Linked DNA regions of Homo sapiens: region 1 is linked to region 2. A link is an interaction called in ENCODE POLR2A ChIA-PET data of the cell type or tissue named here. Cell type or tissue: A673. All regions are shown on one strand. Each heading gives the region's core, and the rest is flanking DNA. Links, peaks and the distances in the headings are about the cores only.

What was found. ChIA-PET counts read pairs that join two places held together with the same protein. Peaks named below come from ENCODE experiments on the same cell type or tissue, not always from the same donor. Only the 100,000 strongest peaks of a DNase experiment are listed, where the experiment ranks them.
Region 1: POLR2A ChIA-PET joins it to region 2 with 5 read pairs; 2 of 35 experiments call an interaction of 5 or more read pairs at or near these places.

The regions. Positions count from the first base shown.
Region 1 is chr7:121,691,495-121,694,423 of GRCh38, forward strand. No RefSeq gene overlaps it. Among named protein-coding and RNA genes, the nearest start is that of PTPRZ1, 180 kb to the right of the region's middle. In A673, for the core only: no CTCF peak of the experiment used is centred there; no DNase peak of the experiment used is centred there.
Region 2 is chr7:121,594,345-121,597,273 of GRCh38, forward strand. No RefSeq gene overlaps it. Among named protein-coding and RNA genes, the nearest start is that of FAM3C, 200 kb to the left of the region's middle. In A673, for the core only: no CTCF peak of the experiment used is centred there; a DNase peak (open chromatin) is centred at 1,777; H3K27ac peaks cover 1,120 bases.

The DNA.
Region 1 (2,929 bases), core at 116-2,615, 97 kb after region 2:
ATGGACTGCATTAAGAAAGTGGTCCCATAAGATTATAATGGAGATACAAAATTCCTATTGCCTATGGATGTCATAGCTGTCTTAATATCAAAGTGGAACACATTATGACTCACATGTTTGTGGTGATGCTGGTGTAAACAAGCCTATTGTGCCATCAGTTGTATAAAAGTATGACACATAAAATTATGTACACTACATAATAGTAGACAATGATAATAAACGACTGTGTTACTGGTGTATTCACTATACTATACTTTTTATCATTGCTTTAGAGTGTACTCCTTTGACTTATTTTTTTTTAAGTTAACTGCAAAATTGCCTTAGGCAGGTCCTTCAGCAGGTATTCCAGAAGACATTGTTGTCACAGGCAATGAGAGCTCCATGGGTGATACTGGCCCTTACAACCTTATAGTGGGAAAAGTTGTGGAGGTAGAACACAGTGGTCGTAATGATCCTGACCCTGTGTAGGCCTGGGCTAATGTGTGTTTGTGTCTTAGTTTTTAACAAAAAAGTTTAGAAAGTAAAAAATAAAAATGAAACATTTTTAAAATAGAAAAAAATCTTTAGATAAGGACACAGAAAAATATTTTGTGTAGCTGCTAAGTGTTATTACAAGTTTAAAAAAATTGAAAGTTTATGAAGTAAAAATGTTACAGTAAGCTAAGGTCAATTTATTGTTGAAGAAGAAAAATGTTTTAAAATTAGTGTAGCCTAAGTGTACAGTGTTTATAAAGTCTACAGAGATGTACAGGAAGGTCCTAGTCCTTTGCATTCACTTACCACTCACCCACTGATTCACCCCGAGCAACATTCAGTCCTGCAAGCTCCATTCATGTAAGTGCCCTATACAGGTATGCCACTTTTTATCTTTCATACCATATCATTACTGTACCTTTCCTATGTTTAGATACACACAAATGCCACTGTGTTACAATTGCCTACAGTATTCAGCCCAGTTACCTACTGTACCGGTTTGTAACCTAGGACCAATCAGTAGGCTATACCATACAGCCTAGGTATGTAGTAGCCTAGGTATGTAAAACAAACATGCTTAAAACCTAACTTGAGGTCCTATCCAAGGGAAAAACATGCTTTTTTTGTGGCATGTTTTATCTGAAAAGTTTTTTTTAACTATATTATTTCAGCTAAACTCTTTTTCTAATCATTTAGCAATAACACTCATAATTTGAGGATAGACGTCATTGTGTTAAATCGAAACAGTATGTGGTCAGCACCAGTATACTTGCGGGGATATGCACCCAGGTAGAAGTTAATCATTATGTTCTTAAAGACCATTAGAAAAGTAATCTGAGAGTTAGTTTTATAGTTTTTTAGTTAGTTTCTTGTGAAAGCCATTATAGAGCATAGTGAAAAGGAGGGAAGTGAAAAAGGTCTCAGGGAATTAGGTATCCATGTTAGCTAAATGGCATTTCACTCTTGAGACCTAAGTTAACACTTGATTTCTGGGCTTTTGGTTTTACATGCCAAACAATGAGGCTGTTATACTTTTTAAATAATCTATGCAATGCAATTCATCTGTTTTCATATATTATCTGAGTTCATTGTGAAAAGTTCAACCTATTTTTTGAAAAAGCTGATATTTTAGAGATCAGAGTTTAAAAAGTTTAGTGGGAAGATGATTAGGATAGAAAAACTAACTATTGGATACTATCCTTATTACCTGGGTGATGAAATAATACATACATCAAACCCCCGTGACATGCAATTTATCTGTATAACCAACTTGCACATGTACCCCTGAAACTCAAAAAAATTTTAAAAACTTTAAAGCTATGTAAACAACACAGAAAACAAACAAGAACACATCAAGGTGACATGACATGGAAACTCCATTTCACTCTTGAGTCACTTTCAATCGGATTTTATGACCAATAAGAATGACCACAAAAATAACTATATGAGAAAAGGCAATCATTAATTAGCTAGATTTAACCATTCCACGATGTATATGTAATTCAAAACATCATGTTATACACAGAAACATACAATGTTATCTTTCAATTTAAAAAATAATGAGAAAAAATACAGATATCTTCTACTATTTCCTACTGAAACACAATGGTCAAGTCTAAAATATTTTTTCTGATTCTTCAATATTCTACCTTCCAGAGTAGATAAGATAGGGCCTCTATGTGATTTCTAAAGTCATTTGTTGTTTTAAGTTGACAAAATCACAAAGTTAGGTTAACCTCAATGAGCTTAATGTGTTACAGGGAATATGTAATGCTTCTGAATTTGAAAAATCTTATAAAATTTTTTTATGCAAATACGTATGTAAATCAAAATACATAATACAAAATACATGACATTCTCTTCCTATCCATGTGGAATAAGATTTCAACTCTTTAAACTGATCTACAAGGTCTTTTATGATAGACCCTCCTGTGTCTCCAATCTAGTTTCTTCAAGGAAAAAAAAAAATTCCTCAAAAAATATAACTCTTGTTTCCTTGAAAGGGAAGGATCTCTCAACATTGCTACTAAAACGAAACATAACAAAACAAACACACACATAATTTTTTTAAAATATACCTCTCTTGGTGGTTTCTTCTCTTTAATTAGAACTTTAACCATACCCTTACATAGAATATTTTCCGGTATTCCCTGTCTCCAGGGTTCCTCATACCATCAGCTTACCAAACCAACTCCACTGTTATTCAATGTCTGAGCATCGTTTTTTGTTCTTTTATAATATATATCAAAATTTGCCATATTCAATCACTACTTCCCAATTCTTATTTTAATAACCACGTGGTAGCATTTGACCTCCACCTTATATTCTTCCATCTCGTAGATTTTATGACACCATTTTCTCTGGGTTTTCCTCCCACCTCACAGGCTCTTCTTTTCAATCTGATTTGTTGATCTCTCACAAACCTCTACATGTTGTTTGCTCCATGGTTCAGCTC
Region 2 (2,929 bases), core at 314-2,813:
ATGCAGAGGTGCAGCATCTGGGCTGTCAGTCAACTATGCTTGCTGCAACAGATTTTCTTTAAGGAGATCTGAGTCGATATTTCCTTGGCTGCTGCAGTCCACATCTTGTTCTACTGGGAAATACCTCTCCACACAGCTTTGGAAAACAGGTCCCCCATGTTTCCCATGGGCCTGTTTCTGACAGGAAATTCAGAAGAGGGAAGTTAGTGAGATGTACTAAACGATCTATTGATGCAGTTTGTTTCAGAGCAGTAACTGGTTTCATCTCTCTCATCCCCTAACCATTCTAAATCTCCTCCCTGCTACCCTGAGCTATCACCTCAGCAGATCTGAGAAACTTACCTGGTGGTGTGACCAAAAGCTTTATTTGAGTCTTTCATAATTATACTCTTCTCAGATTAGGGTTACTGCACATGTCCATTCAAAATTGCAATAGAGAAGGCAAGTATCAGGAGGTAACCCAAGGGTTCCAGGAGTATCTCCCCTGCTCCTATTATTTAAAAAAAATCCCATACCTCCTGTAAATGAGTCAATACTCCTCCCAGAAAGGCAAACCTTGAGTTAGGGAGAATTACCACTCTATGAATAGTTAGTTTAAAAATATGTATAACTTTAGGATATTTGAAAACTATTGACTGATTAACAAAGAAAGAAGGAAACTATTTCTCTTTAATGTGAATTGGGGTAGAGATAGGGATAAAATCTATTATTTGAAGTATTCTACCTGGTGACAAACCCAAGACCCAGAAGAAGGAGAGCCTTCATATTTAAAGATAGAGTTAGAGCCACTGAAGGGATGAAAAGAGTCCTTTGGTCTAAGCTCTTTTCCTAGGTAGGTCAGCAGTGAAATTATCCCAGGCTAATGCGTTTTCTTGTTATTTTTGAACTCTTTTTAGAAATTCAGTAATCCCTTCCTACATTTTTACACTATATAATTACCTGTAGAAGGAAAAAAGAAACTTTACACTGTAGTAGTTACTAACATTTTGTATTTGTAAAATCCATGGTAAATATAGTCAGCAGGTGATGGCTAGGCATATTTGCTGAAGACCATGGAAACTGAAAAATTGTTAATTGTTAAATATTGTAAGTTCCCTGGCCCACATAGTTAATTCTGCATTCAACCATCAGTGTCCATATCACCCAATGAGAAGTACTGCTCTAGGACAGATATCCCTAAAGTCTCTTGTAAATAACAGTAGCCTTCAGAGAATGAGTGGAATATATGATCCAAAGGGCCGATTCTGTGAATTTGAACTTCAGGAAACCACAGTAAACTATCTGGCAATTAAGCATACCCCATTGATAAAACCTGAATCCCAGACCAGCCTTGGACCTTTGCTTTAGGATTGGCAAAATGGCTCATGAAGCCAGAGTGGTTTTGTTCTAGGGCCTTGGTTCCCACCTACTGCCTCCTTCTATAATCCCCCTTGAATGGAGGTAATATCAGAAATGCCACTTCCTCTCCATGCATTAGAAAGCAATTGAGTTCATGGTGTTTATCCTGTGTCTTCTGAAACCAAGCTTTTCCCATTCTAAGACTTTCAAACAAAATTCAAAACAGTACTCTTGGAGCAGAATTTCAAGGGAGGCCCCTAAAAAGCCCGCCAACTCCATGGTTTTCAGTAAAAGGAACTCCTGCTCTAGTCTTTTGAAACCTGGTTCAAGTAAAATACCATTCTCGTACCAGAGTTTGAATCACATTTCCTCTATCCGCACAGCTTCTATAGTCTTGCCAGAAAGAGCATTTACCCCTCTACTTCCTGATTTAAAAAAAAAAAAAAAAGAAGGTCTGGCTGGCCTATTTTTAATATGCTAATTATCTCCATCTGTAAGTGCTTCCTAGCCTCTTTAGCTTTTCTTGGCCCAACCTCAAATCCCAACATCTTTTCCAAGACAAAAAAAAAAAAATGGTATCCGCCTTACTTACGGCCAGAAGCCAAGGTGCATAAAGAGAGAACTGAACCCTTCCATAACTAAATATAAGTATGAATGCAAATTAGCAATCAGAATTTAGCACCAAATATTTTTAAAGCTAGTAAATGTTACATGAACTTGTTTCTTTTCACTTTGTTCCTATGAAGAATAGTGCCCCAAGATACTTCAGTCATGGAGATTCTTTCATACACTTCCCCAGAGAGATGAGAAAATCAGTATTAGCCCATTTAAGTGAAGCAGCAGATGCCATCATATTAAATTTCCAAGCTTTCTATGGACCATGACTATTTTGTCCTCAGACCACATGTTTAGCTGTAAAAATTACATGAGCTACCACATGAAACCTCATACTGTGTGATGAAGGAAATAATAACATTTTTGAAAAATAAACTACATTTTCAAAATGATATGTTTTCTTTGGCTCGTAGGAATTTGTTTTTAAAATTGAGAGGAGACAGATTAAAGCAAAGCTCCACCATTTTTAGTAGAAACACTATTTCATGCTTTCTGTTTGTGCAGGAAGTGGATAAACTAAGATCAAAATCGGTACAATTTTCTGACAGATGTGAGGACAATCATTTCATTTTTGACATTTCATAGGGAACAAACTTTTTTTCTTAAAAATATTTTAGAAATCAGAGAAGTACATTATTTTATTGTGTTTAAACTGTTAGAAAATCTTCCAAAGTCCGCAAAACTTGTAAATTTTACCATACCTTATCATTATTACTCTTTCCACCATATACTGGTTTTGTCAGTTAGCCAGAAAAAGAATTTTTAGGGGTAGATGCTATTGGTTAAAAGAAAAGAGCAGAGCAAAATAAAAAACAGTGTCTATGGTGACAAAGGTGACCTCGTTGACCAGTCGTTAGCCATCTTCTCAACTAGGTCTTGACCTTGACTTAGTCTTAGCAAGAATCCTGATAAGTCAGTTAAGAAACAGTCCCCTACCCTTGATATATATCAGATTGCTCATCCCTGACCATTGACA